Linked DNA regions of Homo sapiens: region 2 is linked to region 1. A link is an interaction called in ENCODE POLR2A ChIA-PET data of the cell type or tissue named here. Cell type or tissue: A673. All regions are shown on one strand. Each heading gives the region's core, and the rest is flanking DNA. Links, peaks and the distances in the headings are about the cores only.

What was found. ChIA-PET counts read pairs that join two places held together with the same protein. Peaks named below come from ENCODE experiments on the same cell type or tissue, not always from the same donor. Only the 100,000 strongest peaks of a DNase experiment are listed, where the experiment ranks them.
Region 2: POLR2A ChIA-PET joins it to region 1 with 6 read pairs; 1 of 35 experiments calls an interaction of 5 or more read pairs at or near these places.

What each region holds. Positions count from the first base shown.
Region 1 is chr19:5,014,238-5,019,605 of GRCh38, forward strand. It overlaps KDM4B (lysine demethylase 4B), which reads left to right. Exons shown (of 23, transcript NM_015015.3): 2 at 2,020-2,102. Among named protein-coding and RNA genes, the nearest start is that of KDM4B, 48 kb to the left of the region's middle. In A673, for the core only: no CTCF peak of the experiment used is centred there; no DNase peak of the experiment used is centred there; H3K27ac peaks cover 269 bases.
Region 2 is chr19:5,545,457-5,550,824 of GRCh38, forward strand. No RefSeq gene overlaps it. Among named protein-coding and RNA genes, the nearest start is that of TINCR, 20 kb to the right of the region's middle. In A673, for the core only: a CTCF peak has its summit at 2,560 (motif pointing right); a DNase peak (open chromatin) is centred at 2,575.

The sequences.
Region 1 (5,368 bases), core at 199-5,198:
GGGACCACAGGCACATGCTACCACACCCGGCTAAGTGTTTTGTTTTGTTTTGTTTTTGAGACGGAGTCTGGCTCTGTTGCCCAGGCTGGGGTGCAGTGGCACGATCTCGGCTCGCTGCAAGCTCCACCTCCTGGGTTCACGCCATTCTCCTGCCTCAGCCTCCCGAGTAGCTGGGACTGCAGGCGCCCGCCACCACGCCTGGCTAATTTTTTGTATTTTTAGTAGAGACGGGGTTTCACTGTGTTAGCCAGGATGGTCCGATCTCCTGACCTTGTGATCCACCCGCCTCGGCCTCCCAAAGTGCTGGGATTACAGGCGTGAGCCACCGCGCCTGGCCTAAGTTTTAAATTTTTTGTAGAGACAGAGTCTCACTATGTTGGCCAGGCTGTTGAGACTCCTGGCCTCAAGTGATCCTCCCTCATCATCCTCCCAAAGTGCTGGCATTACAGGTGTGAGCCACTGTACTACTTGGTGTTATTTAAAAGTCCTGGTGAATTGTAAAAAGTGTACAACTTCGGGAGGCCGAGGTGGGTGGATTACAAGGTTAGGAGTTCGAGACCAGCTTGGCCAGCATGGTGAAACCCCGTCTCTACTAAAAATACAAAAAATTAGCCGGGCATGGTGGCGGGCGCCTGTAGTCCCAGCTATTCGGGAGGCTGAGGCAGGAGAATTGCTTGAACCCGGCAGGCGGAGGTTGCAGTGAGCCGAGATCGTGCCACTGCACTCCAGCCTGGGTGACAGAGCGAGAGTCCGTCTCAAAAAAAAAAAAAAAAGTACAACAAAACCAGGGCCCCAGGGGGCGAGCTCCTCTGCCCTGGAGGTTGGGCCTGCCGAGGGGACCTTAGAGTGCTTCTGAAGTGAGAGTTGGCATTAGCTGAGCAGAAGGAAGCAGAGGGCAGCCTGAGCTGAGAGCCAGCACCGGTGGAGCTCTGAGACGAGGGCTCGCAGGCCTGGGCACCCACCGAGCCCCAGGTGTGCCAAGTCCAGTGGGAGCTGCAGGTCAGGTTGTGAAAGTCCTTTTTTTTCCCTAGACGTAGTCTTGCTCTGTCACCCAGGTTGGAGTGCGTGCAATGGCATGATCTCGGCTCACTGTAACCTCTACCTCCCAGGTTCAAGTGATTCTCAAGCCTCAGCCTCCTGAGTAGCTGGGATTACAGGTGCACATCACCACGCCCGGCTAATTTTTGTGTTTGTAGTAGAGACGGGGTTTCACCATGTTGACCAGGCTGGTCTTGAACCCCTGACCTCAGCTGATCTGCCTGCCTCGGCCTCCCAAAGTGCTGGGATTCCAGATGTCAGCCACCTCGCCCCGCCATGAAAGTCTTGATATTGGCCGGCGTGGTGGCTTATGCCTGTAATCCCAGTACTTTGGGAACCCAAGGCAGGAGGATCACTTGAGGCCAGGAGCTCGAGACCAGCCTGGACGCTATAGTGAGACCCTGTCTCTTAAAAAAAATAAAAATAAAAAAGTCTTGGTGTCACATCCAAAGTTTGGAGTTCTGTTCCGCATCCATCCTACAAGTATCTGAGCGTCTTTGTGTCCAGGACTAAGTTCAACGCCTGGGCTGTGCCTTGGCCCCTGTGCGGTCGCAGCCCCTGCCCCCCTCTCTCCCCGTGCTCTGCCTCTTGGTGTTGGGAGGTGGGGGAAAAACTGGGTGCATTTTCTGCACTTTTCCCCTTGGAGGAAGCAAAACTTCTTGAAAATCTCTCAGTAGGTGTCTGCGTCTTAAGGCCTCCAGAAGCTTCTTTGGTTTCATTTGACTGTTCACGGATACTCCCGCTGCCTTGGCCCGTAGATTTTAGGAGCTAAGCTTAAAATGGGCCCTCATTGGAAAACTTGACTGGGTAAAGTGCTTATAGTTACGGATTTTTGTCTTGTTAAAAATTGACAAGAATGTGGAAAATCTGAATAAAGGCAAGCGTCCTCGGGCTGCGTACAGCTGGTGGGAGTCGAATTTAGAATTAAAACTTGAGCGTGCCATCAGTTTAGTTAATCATGCTTTTATTTGCATGTTTTAGGAACCATCACTGTTGCTGGAGGCACCTGACAAATCCTAGCGAATTTTTGGAGCATCTCCACCCAGGAACCTCGCCATCCAGAAGTAAGTAACACGGGCCTGGCCCCCAGGTGGCCCCACAGGACCAGGGACCGGAAGGCTGTGGCCTCTTCCCTGGGTGGCCCGCCAGGGAGAAGGTGGTGGCCTGACCGGCTCTGAATTCCCGGGACGTCCAGGCGCAAGCTGTGCTTAGACGGGAGCCTGCGGGCCATGGTAGGGAGGTTCTTCTGCAAGTTTCTTCATGAAGCCTGTCTGCTTTGGGCTTGCATCTCGCCCTTCGGCATCGAACCACCCGACTCTCACTTCTAGAAACTGGAAAAGCTGTGGCTCCTCCTGCATTTCGGGTGACACTGGGGTTTCCCAGGACCCACTACCCTGTCTGCATCGGCCCTGGGGACACCTGAGCTCAAGGGGCGTTCCCCCACACACTGTCAGAAGTGGGGAGCAGTTAGAGCAGGGCTCTCTAAAAATGGGAGACTCATTTTTAAATGCCTTTGAGGTAGTTCCATGGCCCAGCCGCCCCGGGTTTAGTTCCTTTTCTTGTGCCTTTCTTATAAGCCGGTGGCACAAAGAGGTGCCTCTGGTGGCAGCCCAGGGGGACCACTCAGGAGAAGAGAGAGAATGACCTCATCCCTTCTGGCCACACCCACAGGGCCCGGGTGACCCAGTGGAGGGTGTCAAGTGTGGGATGAGCAGTGCAGTGTCCTCCCGTCAAGGCAGAGGTGGCAGTGGCAGCGGCGGCCGGCAGAGCACCGGGGAAAGGCTGCCTTGTGCGGCGTCGCCCTTGGATTGTGTGCCGCTTCCCTGTGCAGAGGGAGGAAGGGGCCCATCCAGGGCCCCCTGTAGCTAATGAGGGCGAGTGTGGACTTGAGCTGGGGCCCTTGAGTCATTTGTGGGTGCCTTTTCTGTTCTACTACGATTAGGACCTTGAGGAGGGTGGTGGAGCCCAGCCTCTTTTGGGAAGTCATAAAGTGTAAGGGAAGAGGCTCTGGTCACGTGGTTGGCAAACTATGGCCCCTGGACCCAATCTGACCCCCTGTTTTTATAAATAAAGTTTTATTGGCACATGGCTGTGTCCATTTGCCTGAGCATTGTCCCTGGTTGCCTTCTCCTCACAGTGGGAGAAGTGACTAGCTGGAACAGAGGGCGTGGCCTGCGCATCTGGAGATATTTCCTGTTTGGGCCTGTGCAGAAAACCATGCGCCTCCTCTTGTCCAGGTTAACTTACTGCTGGCTGGAGCAGGATGGACGAGTCTCTTGGTGACTTGGTTTGGAAATTGGCAGGTCTGTCTGTGCCTCCTGAAATCTTGCTTTTACCCTTCAAGTTTGTGCTTCCTTACAAGATGGTCAATTTTCTAAAACTCAGCTGTTTTCTTTGTACCCAAATTAACACAGCATGAACCAAGTAAGCAACTTGCTCTGTCAGTTAGCTTTATTATTTATTTATTTATTTTTATTTTTTTTGAGACAGAGTCTCCCTCTGTCACCCAGGCTGGAGTGCAGTGGCGTGATCTCAGCTCACTGCAAGCTCCGCCTCCCGGGTTCACGCCATTCTCCTGCCTCAGCCTCCCTAGTAGCTGGGACTACACGAGCCTGCCACCACGCCCGGCTAATTTTTTGTATTTTCAGTAGAGATGGGGTTTCACCGTGTTAGCCAGGATGGTCTCCATTTCCTGACTCGTGATCCGCCCACCTTGGCCTCCCAAAGTGCTGGGATTACAGGCGTGAGCCACTGTGCCCAGCCAGTTAGCTTTATTTTTTTGAGGCAGGGTCTCACTCTGTCACCCAGGCTGGAGTGCAGTGGTGTGATCATAGCTCACTGCAGCCTCCACCTCCTGGGCTCAAGGGATCCTCCCGCCTCAGCCTCCTGAGTAGCCGGGACTACAGGCATGCACACCACACCTGGCTAATTTTTTTATTTTTTGTAGAGGCTATGTTGCCCAGGCTGGTCTCAAATTCCTGGCCTCAAATGATCCTCCCACCTCAACCTCCCAATGTGCTGGGGTCACAGGCGTGAGTCACCTCATCCTGCCGAAGTTCACCACATAGCCCTTGATAAACCCACTTTATATCTGAAGGTGCTGAGTGCAGCAACCAGGAGGTGCTAGAAAGTCCTCGGGGAGAGCACAGGAGACAGGAGTAAGGGAGCAGGGCTCCTGCTTCCGAAGGCCTGGAGCTGAAGGAGAGGAGGAGCTCAGGGCAAACCATGTGGGCTTGCTGTGGTTTGGCAGGTCCCCAGATAGGCTGCCTTCACTTTGTAAAAGTTAACTTTTACTGAGAGGAAATTCACATACATCATATTCACTCTTTAAAGGATACAGTTTGGAGGTCGTTGGTGCACTCACAGGGCTGGGCAGCATCACCACTCATTCCGGAGCATCTCATTGTCCCAGAGGAAGCTCTGTCCCCCTCAGCAGTTGCTCTTCATCCTGTCCCCCACACCCCAAAACCAGGCATCTCCTTCCTGCCTCTGTGGACTGGCCTGTCCTGGACATCTCATAGAAATGGGATCGCGCACTGTGTGGCCTTTTGTGCCTGGAGTCTCTCACTGAGTGGCCCATCCTCAGAGTTCATCCACTCCGTGGCCTGCGTCAGAGCCTTGCTCCATTTCATGGCTGAGTCGCGTTCTGCTGTGTGTGGTGCCGGGCGACCTGCTCCCCTGCTGATGGGCGCTCATGTGGCCTCCTCTCTGGCTATTGGGAGTCGTGCTGCTGTGGACATTGGTGTGCAGGTGTTGGTGTGGACGTTGGTGTGCAGGTGTTGGTGTGGACGTTGGTGTGCAGGTGCTGGTGTGGACGTTGGTGTGCAGGTGTTGGTGTGGGTGTTGGTGTGGATGTTGGTGTGCAGGTGTTGGTGTGGGTGTTGGTGTGCAGGTGCTGGTGTGGGTGTTGGTGTGGGTGTTGGTGTGCAGGTGCTGGTGTGGATGTTGGTGTGGGTGTTGGTGTGCACGTATTGGTGTGCAGGTGTTGGTGTGGATGTTGGTGTGGACATTGGTGTGCAGGTGTTGGTGTGGGTGTTGGTGTGGACGTTGGCGTGCAGGTGTTGGTGTGGGTGTTGGTGTGCAGGTGTTGGTGTGGACATTGGTGTGCAGGTGCTGGTGTGGATGTTGGTGTGCAGGTGCTGGTGTGGACGTTGGTGTGCGGGTGTTGGTGTGCGTGTTGGTGTGCAGGTGTGGGTGTTGGTGTTGGTGTGCAGGTGTTGGTGTGGATGTTGGTGTGGGTGTTGGTGTGCACGTATTGGTGTGCAGGTGTTGGTGTGCAGGTATTGGTGTGGATGTTGGTGTGCAGGTGTTGGTGTGCGGGTGTTGGTGT
Region 2 (5,368 bases), core at 53-5,052, 530 kb after region 1:
GGAGTGCAATGGTGCAATCTCGGCTCACTGCAAAGCAACCTCCACCTCCCGGGTTCAAGCAATTCTCATGCTTCAGCCTCCCAAGTAGCTGGGACTACAGGCACACACCACCATGCCCAGCTGATTTTTGTTTTTTGTGTTTTTTTGAGACGGAGTCTCATTCTTGTCACCCAGGCTGGAGTGCAGTGGTATGATCTTGGCTGACTGCAACCTCCACCTCCCGGGTTCGAGCTATTCTCCTGCCTCAGCCTCCCAAGTAGCTGGGACTACACGCATGCACCACCACACCTGGCTAATTTTTGTATTTTCAGCAGAGATGAAATTTCACCATGTTAGCCAGGCTGGTCTCGAACTCCTAGCCTTGAGTGATCCACCCACCTCGGCCTCCCAAAGTGCTGGGATTACAGGCGTGAGCCACCACACCCAGCCGATAAACTCCCTTTCATATATACATCTATCTTATTAGTTCTGTCCCTCTAGAGAACCTCTAGAGAACAAATACTTTAATATTAATCTATCAGGTATCCTTCCCCACTTTATACCACCCTTATCTAGTCTATGGGGGACACTACTAATCTATCAAGTAACCTTCCCCACTTCCTGCCACCCCCACCTGTATGTGGACTACAATAGAAAGAGAGACTTGAGGCTGAAGGAAGCCCAGCGTAGGTATGAGGACTTGTTCTGGGCTTTGACGCATCCATAGGAGTTTTCTAGGTATGAGTAGGGTCTGCTGAAAGGGCTTTACTGTGTATGCAAAAGCCTAGAGAAGTGAAGGAGAGTGTGACTCATTCATGGACTAATAAGTTTGTCTCCTTGAAGCTGGAGAGGCCTTGAAGGCCAGAAAAGGAGCCTGAACGTCATCCTGTTCATCCTGTTCACAGTGACACGGTCACCCAGGCTCAATTCCACTCCCCATCTTCCAGTTTCTCGGCTTCCTCCAACACCCGACCTAGCTCCCAGGTGTTAAGGTCAGAAGTGAATGCACCTGTGAATTAGTGAAGGAATGAGTGAGCAGAGGCAGCTGCTTCAAGGTTGTGTGGTGATACATCCTTCTGAACCCTGCCCCGGTGCTTCACGGTACAGGCTCCAGAGAGGACTCAGCCTGGGACCCTGCCCCCAAGGATCCCCAGGCTGGGACTGTGGGATGGAGCTGGACACAGACACCCAAGCTCTGCAGAGTCAGGGCTGGTGCTGAGCGACCTTGGAGGGGAGGACATTGGAGCTGCGTGCAAAGCTTTTTTTTTTTTTTTTTTTTTTTTGAGAGAGGGTCTGGCTCTGTAACCCAGGCTGGAGTGCAGTGGTGCAATCTCAGCTCACTGCAACCTCCACCTCCCGGACCCAAGTGATCCTCTCTCCCAACCCAGAAGGCGGAGGTTTCAGTGAGCCGAGATCGCACCATCGCACTCCAGCCTGGGCAACAAATATGGATGTGGGGGAATAGGCAAGCAGGTAGGTGGATGTGGCTGGCTGCGTGGAAAGAACAGGGGTGGTGGGGGCAGCCAAGGATCAATCAGGCACTGGTGAGAAGTTCTAGCTTCATCCCGAAGGCAATGGGAGCCATGGAGGGCTCTGGACAGAGGAGAGACATTGCCAGACCCAGGTGCTCACAGGAACCCTTCTGGGGGCTACAGCGGCAACAGATTGTGAAGGGAGGTGATTGCATTGGTCTGGGAAAGTGACGATCATGTACCTAAACCCGCGTTGTCCAACGTGGGAGCCACTGGCCACATGTAGCTATTGAGTACTTAAAATGTGACTATCGGATCGGGCACGGTGGCTCACGCCTGTCATTCCAGCACTTTGGGAGGCCGAGGCGGGTGGATCACTTGAGGTCAGGAGTTCGAGACCAGCCTGACCAACATGGTGAAACTCCGTCTCTACTAAAAATACAAAAATTAGCCAGGTGTGGTGGCACGTGCCTGTAATCCCAGCTACTTGGGAGGCTGAGGCAGGAGAATCGCTTGAACCTGGGAGATGGAGGTTTCAGTGAGCTGAGATCACACCATTGCACTTCAGCCTGGGTGACAAGAGTGAAACTCTGTCTCAGAACACACACACACACACACACACACACACCCCAGAAAAAATAGCTCATTCACAATTTTTTCTATAGATTGCATGCTTAAATGATAAAACACATTACTAAAACTAATTTCACCTGTTTCTTTTTACTATTTTTTATTTTTTGAGACGGAGTTTCGCTCATTGTTGCCCAAGCTGGAGTGCAATGGTGTGATCTCAGCTCACCGCAACCTCCACCTCCTGGGTGCAAGTGATTCTCCGGCCTTAGCCTCCCAATCAGCTGGGATTACAGGCGTGCACCACCACGCCCAGCTAATTTTGTATTTTTAGTAGAGACCAGGCTGGTCTCAAACTCCCGACCTCAGGAGGTCCGCCCGCCTCAGCCTCCCAAAGTGCTGGGATTAGAGGCGTGAGCCACTGCGCCCAGCCTTCTTTTTACTGTTTTTTTCTTGTGGCTACCAGGAAATCTTTAATTGCCCACGTTGATGGCATTTGCATTTCTAAAATGCTGCAGCCTTTGCACCGACCACCAGAGAGTGCTGTGCCCATGTGGCAGGATCAAGCAATCCGGAATCTGAAGGAAAAGAAAGTAGTTCAAGCTGACGATCAGTTAGATCAGTTCTTACAATGGAGACACGTTTACCATCTGGCATCTTTCAGCATCTAAGGGAGACAGATCTGCCTGGAGATAGGGAGTCTGCCGCTGATCCTCACACCATTTTATCCTGCTAGGTGGGGGACAGAATGAGGCCTGCAGTCAACTCACAGATTCTGCAGCTTTTTTTTTTTTTTTTTTTTTTTTTTTGAGACAGGATCTGGCTCTGTAACCCAGGCTGGAGTGCAATGGTGCAATGTCGGCTTACTGCAACCTCCACCTCCTGGACCCAAGTGATCCTCCCACCCCAGCCTCCCAAGTAGCTGGGACCACAGGTGTGCAACACCATACCAGGCTAATTTTTGTAGTTTTTATAGAGACAGGGTTTCACTATGTTGCCCGGGCTGGTCTTGAACTCCTGAGCTCCAGTGATGCCTGCCTTGGCCTCCCAAATTACTGGGATTAAAGGCGTGAGCTACAGCATTTATTAGATACCTACTGTCAGGCCTCTGAGCCCAGGCCAGGCCATCGCATCCCCTGTGACTGGCACGTATACATCCAGATGGCCTGAAGTAACTGAAGATCCACAAAAGAAGTAAAAACAGCCTTAACTGATGACATTCCACCATTGTGATTTGTTCCTGCCCCACCCTAACTGATCAATGTACTTTGTAGTCTCCCCCACCCTTAAGAAGGTTCTTTGTAATTCTCCCCACCCTTGAGAATGTACTTTGTGAGATCCACCCCTGCCCACCAGAGAGCAACCCCCTTTGACTGTAATTTTCCATTACCTTCCCAAATCCTATAAAACGGCCCCACCCGTATCTCCCTTCGCTGACTCTCTTTTCGGACTCAGCCGGCCTGCACCCAGGTGAAATAAACAGCCATGCTTCTCACACAAAGCCTGTTTGGTGGTCTCTTCACACAGACGCGCATGAAATTTGGTGCCGTGACTCGGATCGGGGGACCTCCCTTGGGAGGTCAATCCCCTGTCCTCCTGCTCTTTGCTCCGTGAGAAAGATCCACCTACCACCTCAGGTCCTCAGTCCAACCAGCCCAGGAAACATCCCACCAATTTCAAATCCGGTAAGCGGCCTCTTTTTACTCTCTTCTCCAACCTCCCTCACTATCCCTCAACCTCTTTCTCCTTTCAATCTTGGCGCCACATTTCAATCTCTCCCTTCTCTTAATTTCAATTCCTTTCATTTTCTGGTAGAGACAAAAGAGACATGTTTTATCCGTGAACCCAAAACTCCGGCGCCGGTCACGGACTGGGAAGGCAGCCTTCCCTTGGTGTTTAATCATTGCAGGGACGCCTCTCTGATTATACACTCACGTTTCAAGGGTGTCAGACCACGCAGGGACGCCCGCCTTGGTCCTTCACCCTTAGTGGCAAGTCCCGCTTTCCTGGGGCAGGGGCAAGTACCCCTCAACCCCTTCTCCTTCACCCTCAGTGGCAAGTCCCGCTTTCCTAGGGGGCAAGAAACCCCCAATCGCTTATTTCCGCACCCCAACCTCTTATATCTCTGCACCCCAATCCCTTATTTCCACACCCTGACCTCTTTGTGCCCCAATCCCTTACTTCCGTGCCCCAACCCCTTCTCTGCTTTTCTGGAGGGCGAGAACCCCCCACCCCTTCTCCGTGTCTCTACTCTTTTTTCTGGGCTTGCCTCCTTCACTATGGGTAAGCTTCCACCTTCCATTCCTCCTCCTTCTCCTTTAGCCTGTGTTCTCAAAAACTTAAAACCTCTTCAACTCACACCTGACCTAAAACCTAAATGCCTTATTTTCTTCTGCAATGCCGCTTGACTCCAATACAAGCTCGACAGTAGTTCCAAATAGCCGGAAAACGGCACTTTCAATTTTTCCATCCTACAAGATCTAAATAATTCTTGTCGTAAAATGGGCAAATGGTCTGAGGTGCCTGAAGTCCATCAGTCCCTTCCTACTCTCTGTGCCCAGTGCAACTCGTCCCAAATCTTCCTTCTTTCCCTCCCACCTGTCCCCTCAGTCCCAACCCCAAGCGTCGCTGAGTCTTTCTCATCTTCCTTTTCTACAGACCCATCTGACCTCTCCCCTCCTCGCCAGCCCAAGCTAAGTCCCAATTCTTCCTCAGCCTCTGCTCCTGCATCCTGTCATTTTTTTATCGCCTCCCCTCCTCACACCTGGTCCGGCTTACAGTTTCGTTCCGTGACTAGCCCTCCCCCTCCTGCCCAGCAATTTACTCTTAAAAAGGTGGCTGGAGCCAAAGGCATAGTCGAGGTTAATGCTCCTTTTTCTTTATCCCAAATCAGAAGCGTTTAGGCTCTTTTTCATCAAATATAAAAACCCAGCCCAGTTCATGACTTGTTTGGCAGTAACCCTGAGACACTTTACAGCCCTAGACCCTAAAAAGTCAAAAGGCCGTCTTATTCTCAAAATATATTTTATTACCCAATCTGCTCCCGACATTAAATAAAACTCCAAAAATTAAATTCCGGCCCTCAAACCCCACAACAGGACTTAATGAACCTCGCCTTCAAGGTGTACAATAATAGAAAAAAGTTGCAATTCCTTGCCTCCACTGTGAGACAAACCCCAGCCACATCTCCAGCACACAAGAACTTCCAAATGCCTGAACCGCAGCGGCCAGGCGTTCCTCCAGAACCTCCTCCCCCAGGAGCTTGCTACACGTGCCGGAAATCTGGCCACTGGGCCAAGGAATGCCCGCTGCCCGGGATTCCTCCTAAGCCGCGTCCCATCTGTGTG